Linked DNA regions of Mus musculus: region 2 is linked to region 1. Evidence: chromatin loops called from intact Hi-C (ENCODE). Cell type or tissue: left cerebral cortex. All regions are shown on one strand. Links, peaks and the distances in the headings refer to the core of each region. The heading gives the core; the rest is flanking DNA.

Region 1 (8,340 bases), core at 202-8,201:
GTGGGATGGAAATAAGAAGCTAGTGATAAAATTCATACAGTCTAATCATACAGATCAGAAGTTATGAATCACTAATTTACCTTAAAAGTATGAAATGCTATTGCCACATGACGCACTCAGTCTAGTGAAAGATGGAAGTACCGCTGATAACTTCAGAGAGAAAGGGCGATTAATTTCCCTCTTTATTTCCGTCACGATTTTTTGGGGGAAATTCTGATTAGAGAAAAAAATACGAGGACAGAGAGTGGAGTCGTGCAGCTTAAATGACACATGAAACATTTTTACTCAATGTTTCATATTCTCCAAAAATGGGTAATTAGCCAGCCTTTCAGGCCAGCAGCATGAGGTTGAATACATCATCAATTTTTATAGGAAACATGAGTTTTCAAGTAAACAGGAAGTTTCCATTATAAGACAGCGCTTTTAATTCATATAGACGCTTTTTTATTAATAATAGTGGTGGACTTCCAGCTACCTACTGCAGCTGTGGTTCTGTCCCTACCATATGGAGTTTCTTAAATAAAAAAAAAAAAAATCAAGAAGATTTTTTCCCCCAGTAAATTCAATTCCTTTTATCTTCCAGATGGGCGGGTAGAGGCAGCAGGTGGCAAATTCATTTTTTATCTAGCAACATTTGACCATGTGACATATTTTATTTCCACAGTTGATGTAACCCAATGAACAGCAAATTGGGAAGAAACCTCACTGGGTGGTAAGTTAGTGGGGCATATGGGTATTTAGGAAGTGTGTGTGTGTGTGTGTGTACTCATGCATGCATCTGGGACTAGCTAACAGGTGACAAAGGCTTTTCTTGAAAAGGTAATTCAAGAAGGGTATTGCTGTTCCCAGTCCTATGAGGAGACCTTTTATTTGAAGTCTCTGGTTCGAATTTATACTGACAGCAACTGTAAGGAATGGAGAGGTCATCTTCATTGAATGAGATGTGATTTGGTGCTAAGGCCTTAGAGAAAGGTATTTTCAGAATTAACCCCCAAGCTTGACAACCAATAAAGGAAACTTCTATGCCACAGTAACCAGGGCTGTCTGGGAGAGCCTGCTGCGGCCTGTGAAGGTGACAGGAAACTGAAGGGATCATCAGTTCTTAGCATCAAGCAGTTGGTTCTGAGTTTCGAACAAAGTTTCGACCAAGTTTAGATTAAGTACATCACAAACAAGCAAACCTTTCAAGGGTATCACTGTGGACCTTGCCAGAAATCTCAACGTGGCCAAGTGCAGAATTGTTTTTAGTAAAAAATCAGGCCGATTGTTCTGCCTCAAGTTTCAGACCTCTCAACCCATAGAATGGGTGGAAGTCAGGATGGTGTTTGGAGGCAGAGAAGTGTGGTATATCTGTCTGGTTTGAAAGACATTTCAGAATATTTCCTTTCCTAATACTACATATAGCCCCAGTGTTAACTGGGAAAATCTCTAGAGGAAATATCCTGGTATGTTTTATTTAATCTATCTTACCTTTTATTTTCTAATTACTTGATAAATTAATATTTTCACACATTCTGGGCCATGGCTGATTACTCCCTCCTTAGTGCAGCTTTTACACCGCATAGACCTGACTTCATTTATTATCTCCTTGTTCTTCCCTAAGGGAAGATGTGTCTTGATCACTACCCTTGGGTTCCTTGTGTGCTTTCTCTCTCTTCTCATTCTGAGCATAGATTTGGAGACATTTGCAACTCTCAAGAAGCTCTGAGGCACATCCTTTCTTAGACTGCATCTCACCTTTACCACGCATTCATTAGTTTCTCTGTACGTGTCCCCTGACTTTTAGGGCAAGTAGATTTTGCTTAAAAGATAGACATGGTGTTGGAAAAAAAAAGTATGAAGAATGGAAGAATGGAAGTAACTGCAGAGTGGAGAAGAATGTACAAATGTCTGTATATAGGTGTTGTGGTATTAAGTGAATATATATATATATATATATATATATATATATATATATGTATGTGTGTGTGTATATATATATATATATATATATATATATATATATGGTATAATATATAAGCACCCACTATTTCATATATATTGAAAATAGCACAGAAGTTCCTAAAACTGTTTTTAAAATAGAGTCACTATGCAACCTCACAATCCTGCTTCTGGATAAGTATTCAGGAAAAGCTAACGCAGGTTCTCAAACTGATTTGCATAGCCAAATTCACAGGAGCAGGATCCGAGGTCATCTAACTGTTGAATTAACCCAAATAGCCACTGATGGATGGATGGGTAAAGAAAATGTGACTCTACCGACACATTTGCATGCATCTCGACAGATACTCTTCCATTTAAAATGAGGTTATGTCCCCATAAGCCCATCATAACTTGAAAACGCCATAAATTGCAAACATCCTTAATTCGCCTGAGCTCCTGAGCATCATAGCCCAGCCGCGCAGACCTCAGATATGCTTAGGAAGCTTATGCGTGCCTGCAGCTGAGGGAGTAAAACTTCTAGGTACAGCTACCATGGGAAAATACTGAAATTTTAAAATCTCAGGATGATCTCTACTGAATTCAAAGCACTTCCGTGTCCCTGTAATGTAAAACAACAATGCAAGTCTAACCACTGTCTGTAAGTACAGAACCATCTATGATATCTGCTAAAGGAAAGAAATCACGGTGTGCTACAATAAAATGGACTTTATGAAAACTGTGCTGAAAGTAACGAGGCAGCAGCAAAAAGACTAGCAGTCTAAACCTATGTGGGGGAGGTACATACCTCCAGCAGTCAAATCCACAGAAATAGGAAATGGAATGGTGGTTTTTTTCAGAGTGTGTAGAGGGATGGGAAAGGGTCGAGGCTTGATGAGTATTTAAGAGAAATCTTCCTGGTATTTTGTCTCAGAATATAGTTTATATCACTGAACTGTGTAGTTAAAAATAGTTAAGACAACTAATTTTATGTTGTGTGGGGGTTTTAACTAAAAATTAAAAAAAAAAAAACAACAACATTGGAATGAACTTGGCAGACACACTATATTTAACTAATATGAAGATGTGCTCTAAAGCGCCAGCCGGAGCAGACTGGTAATACTTATGTACCGTTGCTGGGCCTCAGTTCTTGGAGTTCATGAAGGTGGAATGACTCAAGGTAAGAGAGCAGACATTCTGCACACTGGCCCCGTCACTTCCATGGGCCATGCCTCAGATGCAGTTCTGCTTATGTGCACATACACAGAAACGACTGAGGGTTGGAGGGCCCATAGCTGTGCATGATGAGCTTCTAATAGCATTATTAAAAGCTGCCTGTTGTATTGTATCCTTAAGAACATCCTGCAGAAGAGACTCACCGTTTCTGTGCATTCTTTCTTGACCTAAAACCTTAGTGGTGAAGTTTATCATAATAACCTTATATACCATTTACCCAATAGACACATGTGTGTGTGTGTGTGTGTGTGTGTGTGTGTGTGTGTGTGTGTGTGTGTGTGCATGCGCTTCCTCTCCAATATTCAAATGTCTCTCAGAGAATTATTTCTTCTTTAGACAAAACAGTGTTAGGATAAACTAAGAAGACCTTTCTGGCCAGGTTTGGTCACCCACACATTTAATCACAGCACTCAAGAGGCTAAGTCAGGAGGATCTCTGAAGTTTGAAGGCTAGGCTACAATGATGCGTGCCAGCATAGACAGTTCTACATAAGGAGGCACTGTCACAGAACAAAACAACAAAACAAAACAAAACAAAACAGTTCCCTGCTCCTCCCTGTGGAAGGCCAGCAAATCAATGGGTCAATAAAGTTTCTTCTACTCTGCAAAGCCATAGCACAGACCTGGATCCACGGGTTGGCCAATGGGACACACTGGATTTTACCTTGAAGTTGTAAACATAAAAATGGAACAAACTGTTGGAGTTTGGCAAACCCGTTAATCAACTCCCATAGACATAACTGTGACCCAGCCCTTTAACTCCAGTTCTTGCCACTGTTGGTTTTGAAGATGAGATTCCATTTGTGTTGTCTCTGTGAGCACTAGCTATCTTTTGCAAAGGGAGTTCCCCTTCAATTTAATTAGCCAGTTGATTGGAGTTGCTTTCAAGCAGGGAGCATTACCTGACAGTGTTTATTTGCACAGTGGCTTCAAACCGCTGGTGCTGGGGCGGCAATCAAGTCTCCAGAGCAACGAGAAATCCTCTTGTCCCGTTGCTTTCCTTTGTGAAGGTCCTGTGGGAATATCTCCTTGAATTCTCGTCATTTTCCTGGGTAGCTTTCCTTAAAGCCCTGCTAGTCATCTGCTGTTCTTCCCAGTGATGTCCCAAACACTATTAAAATAAACCCACCTACAGCACTGAGCCTGCTAATCATCCTCCTACCTAATTTCACGTCTGACAGCCAAGTTCTTCTGCAGGATTTCTGTCCTTCTGGTGAGCTTGAGCTAGTGTGTGCACCTGCGTGTGTACGTCCCTATGAAAGTGGTTCACAGGTAGATTACAAATACGGTAACCATCTACCTTTATCAGCTATATATCCTGAGAGGAGAGACACTACAAACATTTCTACATCCCTCTCTGCACAGCAAATAACCCTCCCAGTGACAAACACATGGGCACCATCACCGATTAAAAGATGCATTTTTATGTGGGAGGAAGGGGTTCCTAAGTGGATGCAGATCTAGGTTACATTGCTGAGAAGATGTGGGCAGTGAAGCTGACAGGAGTCAGAGCCAGACTTGTGGAGGAGTGGGAGACACACAGGGCTGCCAGCCCGATGACATCATTTCTCTTTTTCCGTCTTTTCTTTCTTATTTGTTCTCAACGCAATAGCTGCTGGTTTCAGTTGTCAATTCTGATCGCTCTTCACTTTTTTTTTGTCCTGCTGTAAATCACACATCAGGGCCTCTGTTAGTAGCATCGCCTTTTCTTAAAGACAGCTTCACTGTTTTCCTCTCTGTACTCACAGGCAGAATCCTGCTGCCTGGTCATGACTCCCACTGTGACAGCAGAGAGAAATGTTTACCCAGGTCTCCTTGCTTTGCAGGTAGATTACTTTTCGGTTAACACAGCTCTTCATGGTTTACCGGGTAGCTTGATGCTTATTCCCGGTGCTGGAATCCACAACAACCTTTACCAGTGATGAGGACTCAATCTTACCTCCTTAAGAGAGAAAGAAGTGACCCTGACTGTTTAGTATTGGCTGTGTCACTAGATAACACACGATTTTGCAGTAATTTCTATAACGACCTCTGAACTATTCTCCCCACTTCCAGTCTCACATTTTGACAAAAGTATCTTGCAAACAACATTTGTAAAGTCATTTAATAGCACATAAAGTCCTTGAAGATAGATTTTCCACCCTATTAATAGGTAGAGGCAAAAGTAATTGAAAGTTTAGGCTGTGAATTTTAAGTCATTATAAGTAGGTTCAAACATATCATTACTAATCAAGAAACAATGCAATCAACATATTTTTTACTAACAAAATGTAAGTTTGTTTATCCCGATAGCAAGAATACCTATGCTTCAAGACACAATAGACTTTTGAAAGGGACTGGTGTCTGCTAGAGATAAAAGTGTTTTCCCTGGCCCACCCCCAACTCCTCAAAAATTCTTAAAGATGTAGCAGTCAGTGAAAATGGTGAATGAGGCACAATGTTCTCGGTCTAATTCATTCGAATTTTGAAGCTCTGGTTGTGTGACATGCCATTGGCTGTTGTCATGGAGAAAACTGCCTCCTTTTATGACCTGTGATGGTTGCGGTTGTCACAGATTTTGACAAAACAAAAGGTATATCTATTATTTTTATTTTATTTGAATGTATTGGCCTCCATGTACGTATGAGTACTGGGTATGTATGCCATGGCTGTGGAGGCCAGAAAAGGGTTTTGGATCTCCTGAAACTGGAGGTAAATATGATTGTCAGCTACCCTGTGGGTGCTGGTTATCAAACCATGATCCTTTGCAAGAAGAGCTCTTAACTACTGAGTCATCTCTCAAACCCCTATGAAATGTTTTGGATGTCCACTTCACTCCTTGTTCTTTGGTAGCTCTGAGCATACTTCTCAGCCATGAAGAGGTCCTGACAGCCGTAGTGGATCAGATCGCTTTGGGGGAGGGGGTGCCCCTTTGATTTTGGAAAGTGCTTTGGAGGTTCTTCTGAGAGTAACTACTGAGCTGCACGTTGGCATTTGTTCCACAAAACCACTTTTCATCCTATGTCTCACTCTCTGATCAAGAATGATTTGTTTGGGGATAAAGAGATGGCTTAGAGGTTAAAAGAATACTGCCTTTCCGGACGACCTGAGCTCAGCTCACAGCCCCCATGTCAGGTTCCCATATCTGCCTGTAACTCCTACTCTATAGGATCGTACATCCTCCTCTGTGTCCATAGGTTCTTACATACAGGTGTCATTCACATACCCACACACATACATAGACATAAGTAAAACTAATAAAAATTGTATAATAGTTCTTCTTTTAGAAGTAAAAATAAAAAGTAGTGAGGTACATAGAATAAGAAAGAGAAGAGAGGGAAAATTATTATTTTCTCATGTCAGCTCATGAGACACTCACCCGTTCAATGAAAATTTTCACTTTGCCAGTGTGTTTCAAATGCCAGATGGCTGGGCCTAGCAAACACAGAAGTGGATGCTCACAGTCAGCTATTGGATGGATCACAGGGCCCCCAATGGAGGAGCTAGAGAAAGTACCTAAGGAGCTAAAGGGATCTGCAATCCTATAGGTAGAACAACATTATGAACTAACCAGTACCCCGGAGCTCGTGTCTCTAGCTGCATATGTATCAAAAGATGGCCTAGTCGGCCATCACTGGAAATAAAGGCCCATTGGACATGCAAACTTTATATGCCCCAGTACAGGGGAATGCCAGGGCCAATAAGTGGGAGTGGGAGGGTAGGGAAGTGGGTGGGAGGGTATGGGGGACTTTTGGGATAGCATTGGAAATGTAAATGAGGAAAATACCTAATAAAAATATATATATATAAAATGCCAGATGGCCAGTGACTGTTCCTTCTCCTGTATTTATAAGAGAATCAGTTTTGATGTTTACTCTCAGCGGGTCATTGTCCACTTCCAATTGCCAAATACCGGGTTATGTATCTCCAATGCTCTGGGTTTTAAAAAGATATATCTATTATTTTTACTTTATTTGAATGTATTGGCCTGCATGTATGTATGTATGAGTACTGGGTGTGTGTGCCATGGCTGTGGAGGCCAGAAAAAGGTTTTAGATCCCCTGAAATTGAAGTTAAGTATGATTGTCAGCTACCATGTGGGTGCTGGTTATCAAACTATGATCCTTTGCAAGAAGAGCAAGAGCTCTTAAGTACTTATTCTTCTCTCAAGCCCCTATGAAATGTCTTGAATGACCACTGTACTCTTTGTTCTTTGGTAGCTTCTGAGATAAATATTTTACTTAGTATTTACAGTTGACACCATCATGTTGAAACCCATTTTTTATATCAAAAGTAGAAAATCACTCTAACTTGCTTTTTTGGTTTAACATCATTTCCCCGGTATAAGGTAAACAGCAAATAATAAATGATTAGCAAAAATGTGAATTTAAATGCTGTATAACATAACCACAGAAGAATCTATTCTAGGGCAGAAGAGATAGCGCCATGATTAAAAAGCACTGACTGCCTTTCCGGAGGACCCACATCCGATTCCCAGAACCCACACTGTAGCTCACAAATGTCTGTAATTCTAGTGTGTGGCTGCTCCCTGGTGAGGGACTGTTCCCTGTAGCTCAGCCCTCACTGTTTTTATAGATCACCCTGACAGGCAAGCTCAGCCCTCAGATCACCTGGCTCTGAGCTTGCCCGCCATTACTTAAACTGATATTCTTACTAACATCCTAACTGACTGACTGAGTCCCTGCCTAACGCTTCGGCATTCTCCAACTTGGTTCCAGAGATCATTACCAAGTGAGACTCACAACCAGAATCCTACTCTAAGATTTTCTTCCTGGGAAATGCAAATAAGACCTTATCCAGAAATACATTTTTTACTTTAATATTTTATATAACTCTATGAATTAGTAACTTATCTTTCTTACCCAGGAAAGGTAACTGAGGAAAGAGAGAGTTCAAATTCTGTAATTTTAGAGTGAGAAACTAAAAGAATAACCTATGAAAAACAGGACATATGTTCTGTTTTATTTTTCTGTCTCTACTAATTGAATAATCTTGTACTCTCTTCTTGGCTTTGGCTGGAGCCCTTGGTTCCTAACCCAACTCTGTTGCACCTCAAATAACTTTCTCCTTCAGAGAACATGAACTCATCCATGGGGGCACAGGCCCAGTGCTGCCCCCTGCTGACCATCACGCTAATTGGTATTCCATGATAAAATTTAGAAAGCAGCCCAAGCAATACATGAAG
Region 2 (8,340 bases), core at 234-8,233, 260 kb after region 1:
TATATGTCTACACGCTCACACAAGTCCAACAGATGATGGGGCAGAAGAAAAGAGGGGAGTGAGTTGAAAGACCAATCCAGAGTTTCTCGCCAGTTTGACAGGCAGCCGATAATTGCCTTATAGTCCTACCTTGAAGGCAGGTGCTATTGTAGTCAGAGGCTTTTCTAAACCCAGGAGTTTACCTAATGTGACACAGGCTTAGAGGTGTGTTACCTGCATCTCTGAGAACCAAAAAGGAGATGCATGAGATAGTGAGAGATCTAAGTATAAAACATGGGAATCTCCTAAGCTTGCCCCCCCCTCCCCCCAGGTTAAAAGAAGTAGATTCCGCACTCTGGACTAATATAATGAAATTGAGAATAATTACAAAAGACTTTTGTCACAGGACCTATTCCTGAGTAACTTGACATATGATTCTTGGATATTCATCTAGAAGTATTCCCCCAGTGTAGATGAATCTCACACCCACAGCATGGATCACATGCTGTGTACAACATTAAAGAGCTGAGCGGGAAATGCTTTTGTTGAACAAAGTTGTCCAAAGTGTCTTTCTGCACCTTTTCATTTTACAAAATACTTTAATGTTTTCCCTCTTATCTGGAGTCTGGTCCAGATAAGCCAGGTCTGCTTTCCTTAATGGACCTGGATAAACAGTGTTTTCTCTTTCTTCATCATCGATATAGAATAAAACAGACAAAGCAGTTCCATGCGATGCTCAGAGCTGGACCTGGAAGGAGAGGGGAGGAAACTGGGAGGTATGAGACCCCCCCTCATTGCTGTGCTTAACATAATTTCAATGTTCAGACCTTTAACACTCACCATCTTCATTATTTCCTACATTTTTTTTAGATTCATATTCCTGCCCTAAACCCCAACTCTAGTAAGCTCCATTCTGCTCTTGTGCACAAAAAAAAAAAAAAAATCTGGCAGTGCTTGGCGCCATTTCTAAATGGAGGTTAAAATTTGCCAAGGATATACTCTCTTTCCAAGATCTTTTTAAGAGATGAACCAAAGTAGAGGTCTAATGGGTGAGGTATATTTTACAACTTGAATTACGTTAAAAGCCAGAACTATTTTGCGTCCAAAGTTTTATCTTTTTTTTTCTTTTTCTTAATACAACAAGACCTAACACATTTGATGCATTCAAATAAAATCTCCTCCTGAAGCCAGAGCTCTGGGTTAATCACCTAATGGAGCCAGAGTTTATTAATCAGTATAGGAAGATTCAAGTTAAAATTAAATGGTTCAGTTTAGTAACTATGATACAAAAGATATGGTTAACATAATACACCACGACAAGAGTGCCCAGAACTTGAATAGAAATAATTTCAACTTTAGATTTTGCTTAAAAGGATTTCTGAGAACCTCCGGCAGCAGCAGCCCCTCATGAAGGCTGTGTTAGCTAGAAATCAGGGGCTGTCCTCAGTAGAGGGTAGACTACACCGCCTAATGCATGACACAGTATATTTTAAAACAGTTTCAACTCCCATTAAAAACCCAACAGTGAACACAGCTCAGTGAAGTGGCACTTGTTGGCAAGCTTCCTGGCAACATTTTCAAAGGTACCATGTTGCATCGACTGTACACATTACAGACACAACTCCATCAGCGGAAGGTCTAGCTGAGACCCTTCCCCCACTCCTAATCCCCGTTTTATAAACCTCTAACTTTTCTTATCGGCTTCATGGCACGGCAGCCTAGAGAACTTTACACGCTTTTAAAATCGTCTTCAGTTATTACCATCAAAGCTGGTTCGTTACTATTTCAGCGCATTGAAGTTTCTAGGTTTGGGCTAAACTGGGTAGCTTCCTCACATTTCAAACATTCAGGCTCCTCTGAAAATCGGAAGCTCCTGACAGAACCAGTGACTTGCACCCTAAATCTTCTCCCAGGGCCTGAAATCTCGTCCCTGTCTTCCTAATAAAGGGTAACTCAAATCTTTATTTCAGCTCCTCCCTAGAGGAGGTCAGTCGGTGGGAAAACAGGGAGTTGTTGTCACTGGGATCTATCTATCTGATCTTCCCCAGGCTGACCATGCCAGAGAACAACTGCCCTTTCATGGGCTAGAAAAGCCTGGCTCTCAAGATGCACTTGCTAATGCTGTCAGGAGATGCTGGGGAGCCTCTGCACTGAAACTTGCATCCGTTTGGTTCCCAAATAGATTTCTAATACCAAAGGGCACCTTATATCGTACTGCAGTTTGCCTTCTCCGGGGTAGAACAAGGGGCTAGGAGCTCTGTATAAAAATAAAATAAAAAGCCCACAGAGGCGACTTCTCCGTGTGCTCCATCAGTCTATCAGGTAAGGAAATGTCCCTTCAGGGGATTTCAGTGGGCTTGGAGATTTAACCCTTTCAGATCTTCATTAAAAATACTTTAACGCACATACAACCCCCATATTTGGTCTTCAGTTCTACTCTCCAGTGCCATTGAAGAAATAAAAAAGATCTGCCTGGTCCGTTCCAATTTGAACCTTTTGATCTGGAGAACACTCTGAAGGTGGCGGTGGGGGCACCCTAGTAGGCACCATTAACTCTTGGGGGAGGCTAGCTGGGAAGACTTCACTGTGCAGCATCTCCCAAGAAAGAAACCTCTTTGCCCCCCCCCCCTCCGCCCCCAATTCTCCGCCAGCTCTTACAGTGAAAGGTAACCCTTTCCTTCTCTCGCCCCTTTGCCCCCAGTTCCATTCTACTCACGCTGCTGTTGTGGCCAGACCAGTGGACCATAGCTTGGTTGTGTGCTGAGTCTCCTGTCAGAGCAAATGTGGTGCTGGTCAGTCTCAGCTCCTCCATCCGGAAGCGGGTGGCTTTGTCCGGGTCCCGTGCGCCAGTCCCAAGCCCCTGCTGCCCTCCATCCTTTAGCATGTCCCGGCGGCTCCGACTCGCACCCTCTCCGGGTTCAATCTTCTCGGGTTCCGTTCCACTCCGTCTCCTACGGCCAGAGCGTGCAGCGGTCGCCACTGACACCCTGCTGCCCCCAGCTCGCTCCAGAAACAGCGCACGGTCCCCGGGGGCCACTGCGAACAGGGGTCTCATGAAGAGGGGCGGGGGCGTGGCAGGAGCCCGACCCAGAGGTCCCGGGTGAGGAAAGCCTCTTGGGGTAAGGGTCCGGCGTGGGGTCGAGCTAGGGTGCTGCGGAGGGCAGCAAGAGAGGCTGCTGCAGACGCCGGGGGCTAAGAGCATCAGAAGCCCCGCTCCTGCAAGGAGCGCGCTCAGCCCGGCCGAGGAGCCGTCTCCAGCGCCAACTTTTCCCATCTCTGGAGCGTAGAGAAGCGGAGAGGGGGTCCCGGACCGAAGGCAGGCAGCGGAGCGAGGCTACAGGCTGACGGCGGCAGGGCGTGCGCTCAGGACCACAACTCCATCCAAGTTGGGCTGGGCGGCGGCGGGGCGCGCGGAGGCGGCGCCGGGCAGGTGCCTGCCGCTCGCCCAGGCTGGGCTTGTGCGGAGCGCGCGGGTTGGGACGGAGCTGCGAGCCACCGCCGCCGCCGCCGCCGCGCGGGGGTGGAGCCGAACTGAAGTCACGGGCGGAGAGGGCGCCGCGCGCCGGCTGGCGACGCGGGAGGGAGGGCGGGCTCTGCCGGGGCTCCGGGGCACTGCGTCCCGTCTCCGAGCTGCGCTGTGTCCAGGGCTGCGGGCGCGGGCTGCGCTGTCGCCTACCCTCCCCAAGGCGCGCCGAGTCCCCGCAAGCAGCCCGAGCAAGCACCCTTCCTCTTGGGGCGAGCAGCCCCAGGCTCCCGGAGCAGGCGCTGTGAAGGGTTTCCTATTCCTGTTTTCCCTTCTCTCTGTGGTTGTTTCTCCCCTTTTCTCTTTTTCTGGTCTTTTCCAGTTTAGAAGATGAGTGGGCTCTTGCTCTCCCTCTTAAACTGGGTGAGTTGGCATGTAGTCCTTACTTTGTGTGCCCAGGCCTGGAGAAGATCTCAGAAGGCAGCAGAGAGTGGTGCAATAAACTGTGTGTGTGTGTGTGTGTGTGTGTGTGTGTGTGTGTGTGTGTGTGTCCTGCTCAGTCTATGTGTGTGTGTATATATATATATAGTTGGTGAGATTTTCTCTCCTCTGTGATTCCTCCTAGATTTCAGGTCTTTTTAAGCACTCTCCAGTATTGAAAGCACTCACAGTTGACAACACAATTAAAGTTAAGATTCCCCAAGTATTTTGTAGTTATATACATCTTGGCAACTGTCCTTAAGAGACCATAAGCTCCTTGAGAGAAGGGAGACTCCGAAGTGACCTGTTTGCCGTATTATTCTCTGTGTTTGGTAACAGTGCACTGAATGGTAGCAAATGTAAGTGATTGGCTTGATGAGTATGTGTTGTGAGTTTGTTATAGATCTGTATATCAACAAATAGAGGAAATGTGTTGTATTCTTCTGGCATCACTGGTGTCTAGCTCAGGGTTGCTAACACATGCATTCAGATCCCCCCCCCCCCAGCAAGCCCGCGCTTGAAAGTGTTTGCTGTGGGACCTTCAGGTAATTGTGCTTCCCAAATATTAAATTAAGTGGTTGCAATACATGACCTTTAAAATCCTTTGTGACCCTAAAATTCTGTAATTATGTGATTATAATATCAATCCACCCAAGATCCCCTGCCTCTACTCAGAAATTGAGGTAATGATTTATAGTAGGTGGGAGCGCTTTGGAAATTGCAGTTCATCTAAAGCCAGGCCTTTTTCAAATTGTTAGTTGATGCCAAGGTTTAAATGCCATCGCATCTCTTTACCATTTCCACGCACCAAATAATGTCCTCTTGAGCACATGAGAATTATAAAATTATTGAAGGAATGTTTATGGATTGAATGAACAGATGTTATGAAATAGTGTTAATTCCCGTGTGCAGTTTGATTTTTGTTCAGTTTTGCACTTGGAATCATCATCTTACTCTACAAAATTCAAAGTTTGTGATGAGCCCCACTTGAAAGTAATACACAGTGATAATTAATCTTCAGTTAATGAAACCTTCCTGATGATACTCCAGAGGAACAACTTTATGATAAAAATCTATTCCGGGGAGATGTGACATCATGATGGTTCCTACAGCACACTGCAATCCCAATCCCGGAGAGACTGAACCAGAATGGTCTCCATTAATTCAAGGATAGGATAGGACAGGACAAAGTTGCAGATGTGTTTAGGCTACAGAGTGGAGCCTTATGTAAATTAAAAAATAAATAGACACATGAATAAATAGACAAATAGATAAAAAAATAACCGAAACTAATAAAAATAGCATTGTTCTTATAACAAAAGCAGTCAACGAGCAAGCACATAGGAACTATTTATATCAAGAATCAAAGCTGGGTGCCTAAACGTGTCCTCCAGCGATTAAAAGCCAAGGGCTCTTTTGAAAAGTGCCATCACTACACAAATACAGACCCTGCTAAAACAGAAACATATCCTGGCAGGCTGTAGCTGTCACAGAATGGCAAGAATCAGTAGTCTGATCTCCTACCCCAGGCTTCCTGTCCACTGCATCAAACCTCCTCCGCAGCCCCCCCCCCCCCAGGTAGGCTTGCTCCTTCCCTTAGAAAAGATATTAGAGCAAGGCAGGGTCATCACCTGCTCAATGCTTCCTTTCCATACTTTGTTAACCTCCTTTCCAATCTGGGTAGGTGAGTGAGAGTTCCTCCAGGAAAGGAAAGACACAGAGTAAAGATGAGGAACCCAGTCAAGTCCCATCTAAGAAGGAAGCCTGGAACAAAGCAAAAAGAGTCCAAGTCGAGATTAATTAGAGCTTCCTGGCTTTAGATATTGCTGCATTAAATCTCCAGTATTAAAATAAATACCATCCTCAATAAAATGCTACAAATGGAGTGGAATTTTCTTCCTAGAACTTAGATCTTTTCACACGTGTGTTAAGATGACACCACAAAAGACAGGTGTGGGCCTCATGGCTGTAATCCTAGCAGTAGGGAAGCTGAGGGTTGGCCTAGTTTGAAGCCAGCCTGGGCTAAATAATTACTTTAAGAGCAGTCTGGGATGCAGAGTGAAATCTTGGCTCAGAAAAAAAAAACCCAACATTAATAAAAACAAAAGAGAAAATTCCCAAAGAAGGTCATTCTAAAGTGACTGTTCATGGGTCATTTGAGACTTCATTGAGGAGAGCTAAAATTTTTAAGGCATAATTTCCATTATCCATTGGTGAAGATAAAATTGTACAAATGCAGATAAAATTGGCCCCAGGTAGTAGTGTATATGAATGTGTGTTCATTTTATTTCCCTAATGACTTTTATCAACAAGCCATAGGAGAGGTTACTAGAATGTTCTAAACCATTAATTTCTCATTGTTGGGAATCCACAGCAACAGGTGAATCACATGAATTCTGTTTCTTAGTATGTTTGGTTAATCTATAAGATATAGGTTATTATATTCTTACATCTATTTGTATATATTTTTGTGTGTATATATGTATGGGGATAAACCTGCCACCGTGTGAGTGTGGAGGTCAGAGGACCACTTTTGGGAATGAGTTTTTTCCTTCTGCTACGTCAGTTTAGGGGATGAAACTCATGCCTTTAGGTTACTAACATCAGCGATGATTGACTGAAGGCTGAACTGCCTCTCCAGCCCCCATAGGTGTTGTTTTTATGGTCTGTGAAAATGTTACTAGAAAATTAATGTCATAGGCCTGAAGAGATTATACATTTCTGATTCCCATGAGGAAGGTTTTTAAAGATTCCCCACGGAAAAAAGATAAGCCATTGCTGTCAAGATCTTGGCCAAATGCATCATCAGGAGTAGCATCCTTGGCCTTTCTTTCCTGTGGCAGTCTCTCAATAGTGCCTTCTCAGTGTCATTCAATCCTGTGTCTCTTTTCTTTGTCTATTAATAACCTCCCTCAAAACATTGTGTGGATAAAGCCGATAGTAGCTGTATTAATCTGCTCTTTCTCCCAGTGTCTCCCTCTGTGCTTAGCTTATTAAGCTCTCAAAAAAAAAAAAAAAAAAAAAGACTGCCTAGCTGTGTGGGAAACACTACCCACTTCTCACCTAGCAAGAATCACTGTAAATCAGAAGTATCCTCCATATTGCTACAGACTTTAAATGTATCCACTTCTGTGGCACTTCTGTGAATGTTCTCTCACCTGAGTCTTCCTGTCTTGCCCAGTTTTTCAGATTATGCTAAACAGCTACCACTAAGGGTTAGCCTACCATGTAGTGCCCAAGACAAGGCTTCTGCTTAGCCATTTCTCTTGGAAGTCTCTCTACTCAAAATTCCACCAACAGACAACCCCTTTTGGTAACTTTCTATAGATTCAGCGTTCAGTAAACGCTTAGTCAGTTTCATTAACATTGAACCAGCAGTGCTGGAAAAAGTGAGTAAGGGATTATATTGTGGAGGGAGAGGAGGTTAGAGTCTTAGTGGTTCATGTCCTCTTGCCTTCGTTTGGTGTGCACGAGGAAGAGATGCTAAGCAAGGTAGAATTGTCATCACTGCCATGATCTTTCTGCAAGAGCTACAGTTAACTAACTTTTCTTCGCTTTGGTTTTTTCAAAAAATGGTCTCACTCTGCAGACCAAGTGGCCTCAACCTTGTGATTCTCCTCCTTCAGCCTACCAATGGAATAATCAGCAGGTGCCATAAACTCCCAGCTGACTGCTTCATTCATTTCCCTGCCTTCCATTGCTCCTTCTCTGAGGGCTACCTTGACTTCAGCCTGCATTAAATCCTATTACACACTTTATCAATAGAACAATGTCTTTTAATAGCTCCCCAATACTTGGCTTTCCTTGGATACCATTGAAACAAAGTGGCTTGCATTTCAGATAAACACCACGAGGAACCACAGAGGAAAACCAGGTAGAACAATACTCAGGCCATTCCCATAGCTTGCCAAGAGAAAACAGTTTAAACTGCCCTTTAAAGTACTTTTAGGTATCAAACAAATACTGAGCACAGTCAAAATCAAGTCAGTGTGTCTCTTCTCAGACAATCCAGGTTGCTTTAGCAGAAGTACTTAAGCCCTCATGTTTGGAAAAGCCAGGCTAAGATTATCTACCTGACATATGGGGAAGTTATGAGAGCCAGCTTAACTTTGTAAAACTCATGGGATTAATCCTACTGCTTTGCATTTATGTGACTTCTGTCTCGCCAGATCTATAAACAGCATTTTCTTCTAGTTCAGTAAATCTTGCAGCAGCTTCAGAAGATAGGTAGGGGGCAGGTTTTGCCTGCATCTTACAGAATAAATATACATTTATCCAAGGTCATGGAGTTAGAGACAAACTTAACACAGACTATTAGTCTCTTCTTCCCCACACAATCCTACTTTGTTGCAGCCAGCTGATAAATACATGAATTAAAGTCTCACATTATTTTTATTTGGCTGTCAGGCATTGCTTAC

Evidence for each region. Hi-C counts contacts between places; a loop is a spot of excess contacts. Peaks named below come from ENCODE experiments on the same cell type or tissue, not always from the same donor. Only the 100,000 strongest peaks of a DNase experiment are listed, where the experiment ranks them.
Region 2: a loop joins it to region 1, with 4 times the contacts of the local background. A loop is called at or near these places in 2 of 42 quality-filtered maps.

The regions. Positions count from the first base shown.
Region 1 is chr19:50,414,861-50,423,200 of GRCm38, forward strand. All of the region lies in intron 2 of Sorcs1 (sortilin-related VPS10 domain containing receptor 1), which reads right to left. Among named protein-coding and RNA genes, the nearest start is that of Gm26629, 260 kb to the right of the region's middle. In left cerebral cortex, for the core only: no CTCF peak of the experiment used is centred there; DNase peaks (open chromatin) are centred at 4,314 and 4,656; H3K27ac peaks cover 204 bases.
Region 2 is chr19:50,675,216-50,683,555 of GRCm38, forward strand. Sorcs1 (sortilin-related VPS10 domain containing receptor 1) reads right to left here and starts at 3,431. Exons shown (of 26, transcript NM_021377.3): 1 at 2,696-3,431. The coding sequence starts at 3,253. It overlaps Gm26629 (predicted gene, 26629), which reads left to right and starts at 2,190. Exons shown (of 8, transcript NR_166832.1): 1 at 2,190-2,301. In left cerebral cortex, for the core only: CTCF peaks have their summits at 3,588, 3,787 and 8,146; DNase peaks (open chromatin) are centred at 876, 1,592, 1,944, 2,909 and 1 more place; H3K4me3 peaks cover 3,323 bases; H3K27ac peaks cover 2,224 bases.